2 separate regions of the Homo sapiens genome follow, and region 2 is linked to region 1. Evidence: read pairs that join two places in POLR2A ChIA-PET (ENCODE). Cell type or tissue: endothelial cell of umbilical vein. All regions are shown on one strand. Links, peaks and the distances in the headings refer to the core of each region. The heading gives the core; the rest is flanking DNA.

Region 1 (6,792 bases), core at 1,684-4,183:
CTTAACAAAATGCCCTTCGGTTCCTTTCATGCTGCTGCAAATAACAGGATTCTTTTTTACGGCTGAATAATATCCATATACATATATATATCACATTTTCTTTATTCATTTATTCTTCGATAGATACTTGGGTTGATGCCATATCTTGGCAATTGTGAATAGTGCCACAATAAACTTGGGAATGCAGACATCTCTTCAATATACTGATTTTCTTCTTTTGGGTATGTATCTAGCAGTGGGATTACTGGATCACGTGGTAGTTCTATTTTTAGTTTTTGTGAGGAACCTTGATAATGTTTTCCGTAGTGGCTGTACTAATTTATAATTCTCAGCAACAGAGCAAGAGTCTTAGCTATTCTTTTATGCACCCTCCTCAGCATCTTCTATTTTCTTTTAGATAAAAGCCATTTTAACCTGGGTAAGATGATACCTCCTCGTAGTTTTGATTTGCATCTTTCTGATGATTAGTGATGTTGAAAATTTTTTCGTATACCTATTGGCCATCTGTATGTCTTCTTTTGAGGGATGTCTATTCAGATCTCTTGCACATTTTTTATTTGAATTATTTGATTTTTTGCTATTGAGTTGTTTGAGTTCCATATATATTCTAATTATTAATCTCATCTTAGATAGTTTGCCAATATTTTCTTCCATTCTATAGGTTGTTTTTTTCACTTTGCTGATTGTTTCTTTTGGTGTGCAGAAGCTTTTCAGCTTGATATAATCCCATTTGTGTAATTTTGCTTTTGTTGTCTGTGCTTTTTAATGACTTACCAAAAAAAAAAAAAATTGCCCAGACCAATGTCCTAAGGTGTAGTTCTCTCATGTTTTCTTCTAGTAATTTCATAGTGTTTCAGATCTTGCATTTAAGTCTTTAATACATCTTTATTTGATTTTTACATAAGGTGAGAGGTAGGGATCTAGTTTCATTCTTCTGCATATGGTTATCCAATTTTCCCAACATCATTTACTGAAGAGACTGTTCTTTCCCCGGTGTATGTTCTTGGTACCTTTGTTGAAAATGAGTTGTCTGTAAATGCATGGGTTTATTTTGGGGTTCTCTATTCTGTTCCATTGGTCTATGTGTCTGCTTTTATGCCACTACCATGCTGATTCGGTTATAATAGCTTTGTAGTATAGTTTGAAATTGGATAGTGTGATGCCTACAGCTTTGTTCTTTTTACTCAGGATTGCTTTGGCTATTTGGGAGCTTTTATGGTTCCATACAAATTTTAGGATTTTTTTTCCTCTATTTCTGTGAAGAATGTCATTGGCATTTTGATGGGGCTTGCATTAAATCTGTAGATCACTTTGGAAAGTATGGATATATTAACAATATTAAGTGTTCTAAACCATCAGCATGAAAATCTTTACATTTTTTAGTGTCCTTTTCAATTTCTTTCATCCATGTTTTATGGTTTTCTTTGTAGAGATCTTTCACTTCTTTGGTTAGACTGATTCCTAGAAATTTTTTATAGCTATTGTAAATGGGATTACTTCTTGATTTCTTTTTCAGATTGTTTACCTCTGTTGTCATTTTTGAATGTTTATTTTGTATCCTGTAACTTTACTGAGTTTATGAGTTCTAATACTTTTTTTTTTTTTTGGTGAAGTCTTTAGGTTTTTCTAAGAATAAGATTATATCATTTGCAAACAAGAATAATTTGAGGCTGGTTGTGGTGGCTCATGCCTGTAACCCAGCACTTTGGGAGGCTTAGGCGAGCAGATTGTTTGAGCCCAGGAGTTTGAGACCAGCCTGGGCAACATGGCAAGACCCTGTCTCTACAAAATAAAAGAATAATCTTACTTCTTTCTTTCCAATTTGGGTGCCTGCCCTTTATTTCTTTCTTTTGCCTAGTTACTTTGGCTAGAACTTCCAATACCATGCTAAATAAAAGTGGCGAACATGAGCATCCTTGTTGTGTTCCAGATCTTAGAGGAAAGGCTTTCAATTTTTCCCCATTTAGTATAATATCTGTGGGTCTGTTATATATGGCCTTTATTGTTTTGAGGTATGTTTCTTCTATATCCAGTTTGTTGAGAGTTTTTGCCATGAAGAAATGTTGAATTTTATTGAGTGTATCTTCAACATCTATTGAAATGATCATATGATTTTTGTTCTTGATTCTGTTAATGTGTCACATTTGATTTGTGTATGATGAACCATCCTTGCATCCCTGGGATGAACTTACTTGATTACGGTAAATGATCTGTTTAGTGTACTGTTGAATTTAGTCTGCTAGTATTTTCTTGAGGATTTTTACATATATGAACATCAGGGATTGGCCTGTTGTTTTCTTTTGTTGTGTTGTGTCCTTGTCTAATTTTGGTATGAGAATAATGCCAGCCTTGTAGAATGTTTGGAAGTATTCTCTCCTCTTAAATTTTTTTTTTTGAAGAGTTTCAGTAGAGCTGGTATTAATTCCTCTTTAAATGTTTGGTAGAATTCAGCTGGAAAGCCATCAGGTTCTGGGCTTTTCTTTGATGGGATACTATTGATTACTGTTTTTATCTTATTACTCATTATTGGTCTGCTCAGGCTTCCTATTTCTTTGTGGTTTAATATTTTAAGGTTGTATGTCTCCAGAAATTTATAATTTTTTCTAGGTTTTCCAATTTGTTGGTGTATAGTTATTCATAATAGTTCCTAATAATCCTTTATACTTCTGTGGTATCAGTTATAATGTCTCTTTTTTTTATTTCTGATTTTGTTGGAGTCTTCTCCTTTGTTCTTAGCCTAACTAAAGATTTGATGATTTTATTTACAATTTCAAAAACCCAACTTTTCATTTTGTAAATCTTTTGTATTTTTTTCAGTTTCAATTTTATGTACTGATATTTTTGATACATTTTTATTCTCTAAATTGTTTACTTTTGCTTGAATCTTTATTATTTTCTACTTTCTGTTAATTTTGGGTAAAATTTGCTCTTCCTTTTCTAGTTTCTTCAAGTATAAAGGTAGGTTGTCTATTTAATATCTTTCTTCTCTTCTAGTGTAGGAATTTATTGCTATAAACGTCCCACTTAGTACTGCTTTTGCTGCATCCTATAAGGTTCGGTATGTTGTATATTCATTTTCATTTTTCTTAGGATATTTAAAAATTTTTTTTAAATTTCTTCTTTGACCCAATATTTGTTTGAGTGTGTTGCTTAATTTCCATGAATTTGTGAATTTGTCCATTCCTTTAATTGTTGATTCCTAGTTTCATTCCATTATAGTCAGAAAAGATACTTTCAAAGATTTCAGTCTTCTTAGAATTTGTTAGGATTTGTTTCATGACCTAGTATGTGATCTTTCATATTGGAAAAAAAAAAAACGTTGAGAAGAATGCCTACTCTACTGCTCTTAGGTGAAATGTTCTGTATATATCTGTAGGGTCTATTTGGTCTATTGTTCAGTTCTGCTATTCCCCTATTGACCTTCTGTCTGGATGATCTATCCATTATGAGAATGAGATATTAAAGTCTCCCGCTATTATTGTATTGCTATGTCTCCTTTCAGGCTTTTAAAATCGGGTGCATATGTAATTGTTATATCTTATTTTTGAATTGACCCTTTTATTATTAGAGAGTGACCTTTGTCTTGTGATAGTTTTTGACTTAAAGCCTATTTTCCCTGATGTGAGTGTAGCCACCCCTGCTCTCTTTTGGTTGCCACTTGTGTGTAATATCTTTCTCCACCTGTTCACTTTCCATCTATGTGCATCCTTAAATCTAAAGTAAGTCTTATAGAAAGCCTACATCTGGGCTGGGCGCGGTGGCTCATGCCTGTAATCCCAGCATTTTGGGAGGCCAAGGCGGGCGGATCACGAAGTCAGGAGATCGAGACCACGGTGAAACCCCGTCTCTACTAAAAATACAAAAAATTAGCCGGGTGCGGTGGCGGGCGCCTGCAGTCCCAGCTACTCGGGAGGCTGAGGCAGGAGAATGGCGTGAACCCGGGAGGCGGAGCTTGCAGTGAGCCAAGATCGCGCCACTGCACTCCAGCCTGGGCGACAAAGTGAGACTCCGTCCCCCCGCCCTCCCCCCACATCCCCCACCAAAAAAAAAAAAAAAAAAAAAAGAAAGCATACATCTGGGTCTTGTTTTTTTATCCATTAAGCCACTCCATGTCTTTGGGGGATTTAGCCCATTAACATTTAAAGTAATTGATGGGTAAAACTTACTATTTTGTTAATTATTTTCTGTTGTATCATTTTATTGTTTCTCTCTTCTTCTTATTTTCTTTCCATGTGGTTTGATGATTTGTTTTCTAATGGTATGCTTGGATTCTTTTCTCTTTATCTTTTGCATACCTGTTGTGTGTTTTGTGTGTGTGTGTGTGTGTGTGTGTGCACGTGTGTGGTTACCATAAGGCACATAGTAAACATTTTATAGGTATAGCAGTCTGTTTTAAGCTGATAATGAGTTAACTTCAATTACAGATAGAACCTCTACATTTTACCGCCCCCCTCCAACTCTATGTAATTGATGTCAGATCTTACTTCTTTCTATATTGTGTCTCCATTACAATTTTTCTGTGGTTATACTTATGTGAAATGCTTTTGTCTTTTAATTTATATACTAGTGTTAAAAACTGTGTGCTACCATTACAGTATTACAATACTCTGTCTTTATTCTTACCTTTATGAATGAGATTTATACTTTCATATGCTTTCATGTTGTTGTTTAGGATTTTTTAATTTCAATTCAACTTCCTTTAATACTTCTTGAATGAGAGGTCCAATGGTGAGAAACTCCCTAATTTTTTTTTCTAGGAGTCTTTGTCTCTATTTCATTCTTAAAGGACATCTTTTCTAGGTCGAGTAATCATGGTTGGCAGTTTTTTCTTAGTATTTTGAATATATCATCAAACTCTCTACTGACTTGCAAGGTTTCTGCTGATAGTTTTGTGGGGGTTCACTTATATGTGATGAGTTACTTTTCTCTGCTGTTTTCAACATTCTCTTTGTCTCTGACTTTGTATAATTTAATTATAATGTTTCTTAGTATAGGCCACTTTAGAGTCAATCTATTAGAAGACTTCATAAATCTGGATATTCGTTTCCCTTCCTAGACCTTGTAATTTTCCACCCTTTATTTCTTTGCACTTGTTTGTACTTTTATTGTTTTATTATTATTTTTTAAGTGGTGAAGTCAAATTTAATTTTTTTAACTTTTATTTTAGAGTCAGGGGTACATGTGAAGGTTTGATATATAGGTAACAATAACAATAGTTATTTCTTTCATTTTACTAATTTTGGGTTTGGTTTGTTCTTGCTTTTCTAGTTTCTTGAGATACATCATTTTCTTGTTTATTTAAATCCTTTCTACTTTTTTGACATGGACATTTATTTTTATAAACTTCCCTCTTAGTACTGCCTTTGCTGTGTCTTATAGGTTTTGATATGAGGTGACTCCATTTTCATTTGTTTGAAGAAATTTTCAAAAATTTCTTCTGAATTTCTTCATTGACCCATTGGTCATTCAGGAGCATATGGTTTAATTTCTATATATTTGTTAGGTTTCAAAAGTTCTTGTTATGGATTTCTGGTTTTATCTCATTGTGGCCAGAAAAGATACTTGATATAATTTTGACTTTTTTGAATTTACTGAGACTTGTTTTGTGGTCTAACATATGATCTATCCTGAATAATGTTCCACATGCAGTTGAGAAGAATGCATATTCTGTATCAGAAGGAGAAAATGTTCTTAAAATATTACTTAGGTCCATTAGGTGTAGAGTGTAGTTTAACTCAAATTTCTTTTTTTTAAATTTTATTTTATTATTATTACACTTTAAGTTTTAGGGTACATGTGCATTGATTTTCTGTTTGGATAATCTGTTCATCATTGAAAGTGGGTTGTTAAAGTCCCCTACTATTATTGTATTATAGTCTATTTCTCTCCTTAGATCTATTAATAATTACTTTACATATTTGGGTGGTCTGATATTGGTTGCATATATATTTACTACTGTTTATGTAATGAACTTCTTTGTCTTTTTTTACAGGTTTTGCCTTAAAACCTATTTTATCTAAGTATAGGTAGCTCTGCTTTTTTCTTTTTTGGCTTCCATTTTTGCACAGAAAATCTTTTTTCATCCCTTTACTTCCAGTCTATGTGTGTGTGTATATATGAGGTGAGCTTCTCATAGAAAGTATATAGTTGGGTATTGTTTCCTAATCCACTTAACCAGTCTATGTCTTTTAATTGGAGAATTTATTGCATTTATATTCAATGTTATTATTGATAATAAGGACTTACTACTGCCATTTTGTTACTTGTTTTCTCTTTGTTTTGTAACTTTTCCCTTCTTCCACTCTCACTGTTTTCCTTTGTGGTTAAGTGATTTTCTCTGGTAGTATGTTTTAATTGCTTATTTTTATTTTTAGGATATTTATTATAAATTGTTGCTTTATGGTTACCACGAGGCCTATAAAATCATCTTATAGTTATAACAAGTTTTTTATCAGCAGATAACTACTTCACTTTGATCATAAAGTAAAGAAAAGAAGCAAACACAAAGAAAAACTTAAAAACTTTGCACTTTAACTCCACCTCCCCATATTTTGGCTTTTTATTCTCTCGGTTTACATCTTTTCATAACTGCATCTTTCTTAACAAAATTTTGTTGTTATTATTGTTTTGATAGCTTTGTCTGTTAGTCTTCATACTAAAGATATGAGTGATTAACACACCACAATTACAGTATTAGAATATTCTGAATTTGTCTCTATACTAACTTTTACCAGTGAATTTTATATCTTCTGATGTTTTCCTGTTGCATGTTAGCTTCCTTTCAGACTGAAG
Region 2 (6,068 bases), core at 1,453-3,952, 370 kb after region 1:
AGCTTTGTGTTTCATTTTGTCAAGTTTCTTTTTGTTAACCATTTAATATCTTAGATGTATAATATGAAAATTTAGTGTACCATTAGAGCTCATCCAAAGACAATCAGTGAGATTGATTGTTGGTCATGAAAATAAGCCAAAGTCTTCATACTCAAGCATGCAAAATTAAGAGGCTGTGAATTTAGGGGAAAATGAAGGGACTTTGGGTTTTGTCGGGGAGCAAGAAAGCAAGGAATATAGAAGAATTCAGAGTTTACTACTTGAAATTATTTTCCCCTTTATCTTACTAACTTTTAGGGAGAGTGATAGATTTTAGTTATTATGCCATAAATTAAGTTATATTGTGTTGCCATACGTTGGACATAAATCTGGCTCAGTTTTTCAGTGCTCATTTAAATGCTTAATGACAAGAAGCCAGAACAACGGGTTAATTCTCTTAAAAATTATTCAAGGAAAGAGAGAAAGAGGAAATGAGGGAAGGAGAGAAGGAAGAAAGAAGAAAGGAAAATCTGAAATGAGGCAGTCTTCACAAATGATGGAAGTAATGTATCTAAATTAAACTGATCTGCCTACATTTCATTTAGGGTCAGAATTCCATTTAAACCCACTAAAAACGGAAAAAGTATCTGTATTTTTCCACAATCACCTGATTTATTTGTTGAAACGAGGGCATGACCTGTTTTAGAATCTCCACATATTATTCACTTATAATGCTTAGGTTGGCCCACATCACAGCCAAATCAGTCCAAGCATTAGCTTTGTGGGCACCAATCCACAATGGCTGGTGAAGGAAAGTGCACAGCATTTAATGTAGTACTTCCAGTTTTATCTCTTGTACTAGTTTCCTGGAACTTCTGTAACAAATTACCCCAAACATGGTGACTTACAACAACAGAAATATATTCTCTCACAGTTTCGGAGGGCAGAAGTTGAAATTAAGGCATCAACAGGGATGTCCTCTCTCTAAAGCCTCCACAGTAGACTCCTTCCTTGCCTTTTCCAGCTTTTGGTGGTTCCAGGCATTGCTCGCCTTGTGGTTGCATCTCTCCAATCTCTGCCTTCATTTTTGTATGGCCTTTTCTTTTGTGTGCATGTCTTCTCTTGTATCTCATATAAGAATAATTGTCATTGAATTTAGGGCCCACCTACGTAATCCAAGATGATCTAATCTCAAAATCCTTAATTAAATTACATTTGCAAAGAGTCTTTCCCCAAATAAGGTCATATTCACAGGGCCGAGGGATTAGGAAATGGTATTTTATATGGAGCCACCATTCAACCCACTACACTCATATTGGTCACTCACATTGAGAATCAGATGTTTTGTGATGATATTACATTAAGTTGACATTAATTTCCCTTTACGTATTTTGTGAGTTTATGGTAACATCCCTGTGAATAACTAACCAGAATTAAAAAGTGCTCTGTAAACTCTATACAACATTAGATATAGAAAATTATTTTCATGCCTATTGCATTATAAAGCTCTTGAAGCCTAATACTAGCATGCCTTTTATTAAAAGTAAGAGAGACTATAACTGTAAAATAATTAATTCTAACTTGTAGTTTCTATCTGTTGTATTTTATATTACTTGCTTCAATAATTTTTTAAGATTCTGGAGGTTTACCTACATGCTTATATGCCATCCTTCTCCCTAATCTTCTCCCTAATCTTAAAAATAGGTTTTATGTAATGAGAAACATTGTAGAATAGAAAGCACATATTCTTGGTTTGCATAGAGACAAAAGAAATCTGACTTCCTCTAATGACAAGTCAATTTATTATTTTATGTATATATGTATGTGTGTTCGTATTTTAATAAATAAATGTGTTGTTTCATATATTTAAAATATATATTTATATTTTTTTACATGTAAATGAATGAAATGGCATATATATGCTATCATACTGTGTTTTGAATATATTTCTGTTATTTACAAATAACATTTATTTACAATATTCATTTCTATGGTATTTATTTGTCATTCCTCTCCTTCAAGTCTTCTTAGTGGTGTTTCAGTACTCAAAAATGAGGGCATCCAGCCTGGCCAATATGGTGAAACCCCTTCTCTACTAAAAATACAAAAATTAGCCAGGTGTGGTGGCACACACCTGTAGTCACAGCTACTCAGGAGGCTGAGGCAGGAGAATCGATTGAACCTGGGAGGCAGAGGTTGCAATGAGCCAAGATCAGGCCACAGCACTCCAGCCTGGGCAGCAGAGTGAGACTCTGTCAAACAAAACACCAAAATGAGCACAGACATCTTACGAAGTATCTCTTTGAAGGATACTGTCAAATTTTTATCCCACAGAAAGTCAGTTTAGTTAATACTATGTAAGTTTATCTTAAGTTAGTCTATGGAAGTGTGAAGTATCTGAGGTGTCAAACAATAACCAAAATGGATAGCTATCATAGAACACAATTCCGGCATATCGCTGTAATTTGTGGAGCAGCAATTTTTTTGTTCACTGAAATCTTTTAAAATACTTTCTAAAAACTATTGCACTTTACTCATAGTCTGTGTCATTGTTTCTCAGCTTTTACAGAGAGAAACCAGACATCAGAGAGGAAATGGTTTATCCATGCTATAATCACTGTATTTGCAATCATCTGTTTTTAATCTTTTCCACATCAGGATCACATAAGGAAAGGGAAAGTTTCCATCTCTTCCTGATTCTAGCGTGAAGTGAACCATCTAAAAATAGCCTCACTGTTACCTCATGTATTTCCCTTTTCATTTTACCCCAAAATCCACACATCACTGGTCATACCCTTGAGTCATGTTTGTAAACACTAGAAAGCTCTTTCTTTTCTTTGCCCTCACGCAATTGCTCCACAATGTGAACTTTTGGTTTATTTTGATGTTGAATAATCACGAGTGAATAATTGTGAACAGTGCTGGACAAGAAATAACAAGCTGATTAATTTAGCTGAATAGAGGGAAAAAAAGAAGAGATTGGTGATAAAAGCTTTCTCAAGTTTCAAACAAGAAATTATTTACATACATATGGGATTTTCAGTGAAATGTAATTGTATTTATCATAATAGTTTATGAAGCAAATGCTTTCATATACATTAAATCCTTTGTTCTCCTAGATTTTTATTCATAAGTGGTGTTGAGAGAGTTGATCAACATAAAATTCATGACATTCCAGAAGCAAAAAGAGCAGTGAAAGTTCAATGAAAAGTGTATTTTTCTCTGAATGTAAGCCTGTATGATAAAGTACTTGTTTTCTTCTAATGTAAACTACTGAGGTCTTTATACATTTTATCATTTAATCCTCTCAGCAATCCTATGAGAAAGGCGATGGTATTAGCTTTATTTTACAGAGGTAGAAAAATGAATTGCTGAGAAATAAGAAACAGATGAAATAGAGATGAGATGGGATTGGGAGCCTGCTATGTCAGGGATAGTGAATAATCTAGTCTGTGTTTGTTCGTTCCTCATTATCTCTGCGTTGCCTGTAGGGGAGTATCACTGTACACTGCAGCCACCAAAAATAATTTGTTTCTTGTTGAGCTGTGGTGTCTAATTAGTTTGTCTCAGGTCATCCAGCTAGCAAGTTTTAGGGTGTCTGTCTTAGAGCTGGGCCTTTCACGCTGCACAACCCAGGCCCACAATCGTGCAGCACCTTCCTGCCTTTATCATACTTTTCTATAATATCTATTTATCTTTTCTGTTGATTTATAAACTCCAAATCTTCAAGGACAGCCTATCTCTTATGCTTAGAACATAACTCACTGATAATTGTTGGCTGAATTAACAAATACTCTGAGGAAATTGTCCAGGTGTACTGCAAAGTCTCACCTTGTATTTTTTCCTGGCATTTATCACAGTTTTAAGCACAAAGGGTTATTTGATTGCTATCTCTCGCCCAACAGGCTATAAATCCCATAACAACAAAAACCATGAATGTTTTACTCACTGTTATGTCCCCACTTCTAACATGGAACCTAGTCGACCACTATTGATTGCTGTGGAATGGATCAACGAGATGACAAGAGTAGTTAAAAAGAACTTAAGATTCTAGTGACAGTATCCCCAAAACTTCCCCTTTCCAGGAATTTTCCTCTCTAATGTTCTTATCTCTCTTCCCTTTCTTTATCCTCTTTTGTTTTCCTTACTTTTTTCCTTCCATCTCTTTTCTTCTCTTTACTGGCATTTATTTATTAAACATTTGCATAGCACTTAATATGTAGTAAGCACTGTTTTAAGCACTGTAAAGTATTAATTTATTTAATTCTAATAGCAACCCTATGAGATAGGTATTATTTATATCATCCACATTTTAAATCTGAGATGGAAACATTGACTTAAGAAACATGTCCAAGGCCATGGAGCTTGCATTTGGACTCAGGCATCTGGTCCCAGAATCTGTGCTTCTCCCACTATGATATTCTGCTTCTTATTTATTCTGCTCTCCCTGAAGATGCACATAATGGAAATGAGGTCTCTTCACTGCATCTCTCCATATTGATTTATGTTCTCCAGTTTAAATTTAATTTTGGGGGTGCTTACCCCAGTGAGTTAGCCTGCTTTGGTGCAGAGACAAACCAACCTCGAATCTCCGTAGCTGACTGCGAACACGTATTTCTTGGCCACTTACATGCCAGCAGTCATAAATCACCCGTGGAGGCTCTGTTCTATTTCTCTTCTCATTCTGGCGGGAATGTATAACCAGCTTACCAGGAAGGGAGCTAATACATGGAAACCATCATACAATTTGCCACGACCATTAACTAAGCCCTTGGTACATCTGTACAGTCCTCTCTTGGCCGTTACATGTAATAGCAATGCTCTGAGGCCAAAGGTTCAACTTCTGTTCACAAAAAGAAGACAAAAAGCTGATTCAGAGTAACTCAAATATTTTTGTATACATAAAATGAATGAAGTTTTGGCTGGTACTTTTTAACACTTTGGTGGAGATGATACAGGTAAAAATCCAGTAACAGGATTCTTCTCTGCATCATCAGATTCCTTTTTTACTCCTAAGGGTTAAAAAAACTTTCACATGGTTATAAATTCTCTGAACCCATAATTTTTTTTCTCTAGCAGCTTCTTCAACATAATTTTGCTCAGTTCAGTTTATCAATAATTTTTCAAATGCCTGCTGTGGAGCTAGCCTTGTGCCAAGAATTAACATAACAATAGTGAGTTTGTTTTCAATTTCTTTGAAATTAATGAACTTCCTGAGAACAGGGTCGTGATTCATCCTAGCAAGGAGTACATTGCTGGCACACAGTAGACACCTAGTGAACACTGAATTATGGTCAGACCAACTGAATCAATGAAAACTGAAAATTTCCAAATTCATCTTTCCATCTTTCCCATAGGAACTTCTACTTGCAGAAAAGTGGGCTAAAATGAACAAGCTCCCCTTTCCAAAGATTGATCCTTATGTGTTTGATCGGGAAGGGCTGAAGGAGTGCTATGTCTTTAAACCCAAGAATCCTGATATGGAGAAAGATTGCCCAACCATCATCCACTTTGTTCTGGCCAACATCAACTTCAGAAAGTACAGGGCTCCAGGTAAGTAGGGAGTAAGCTGTATTCCATAAAATAGAAATTAAGTAGGGGACGAAACTGACATTAAACTGTTTCACTCTGTCACTGCTGTACCAGCTATTACACTATTGAATGCTTCCCTTACCTTGATAAATAGATACTATTCTGAGACCTCAAGTACTTCTCCTCTTTCTTACCCCAAGATCCCCTGACTTGCTCACAGTTCAGAAACTGCAAAGTCAACAACCAGTTTAGCAAAAATCTCTGGGACTTTACTTCAATACTTTGAATTATGTTTGTTCTGATTGATTTTTAATCAAATATTTTGACTATCACCCTTGTAAGAAAGCCCTTATTTCAGAAAAATCATGCAAATTTCTGGGAATTTTACGTGACTACAAGATTAACGTAATCTAGCAGTACACAATGGCTAGCAGTTTCAGTTTGCCATGTTGTATTTCACAGAAAACAAGAATCAAGTTTGAGGCATAGTCTTTTTTGTTTTGTTTTATTTTTTTAACCATATCCAGAGGGGTCTCTCGACTCTTGTGTATCCTGGA

Evidence for each region. ChIA-PET counts read pairs that join two places held together with the same protein. Peaks named below come from ENCODE experiments on the same cell type or tissue, not always from the same donor. Only the 100,000 strongest peaks of a DNase experiment are listed, where the experiment ranks them.
Region 2: POLR2A ChIA-PET joins it to region 1 with 7 read pairs; 4 of 35 experiments call an interaction of 5 or more read pairs at or near these places.

Annotation. Positions count from the first base shown.
Region 1 is chr1:186,598,061-186,604,852 of GRCh38, forward strand. No RefSeq gene overlaps it. Among named protein-coding and RNA genes, the nearest start is that of PTGS2, 79 kb to the right of the region's middle. In endothelial cell of umbilical vein, for the core only: no CTCF peak of the experiment used is centred there; no DNase peak of the experiment used is centred there.
Region 2 is chr1:186,972,257-186,978,324 of GRCh38, forward strand. It overlaps PLA2G4A (phospholipase A2 group IVA), which reads left to right. Exons shown (of 18, transcript NM_024420.3): 16 at 5,337-5,532. Among named protein-coding and RNA genes, the nearest start is that of LINC01036, 120 kb to the right of the region's middle. In endothelial cell of umbilical vein, for the core only: no CTCF peak of the experiment used is centred there; a DNase peak (open chromatin) is centred at 2,775; H3K27ac peaks cover 2,500 bases.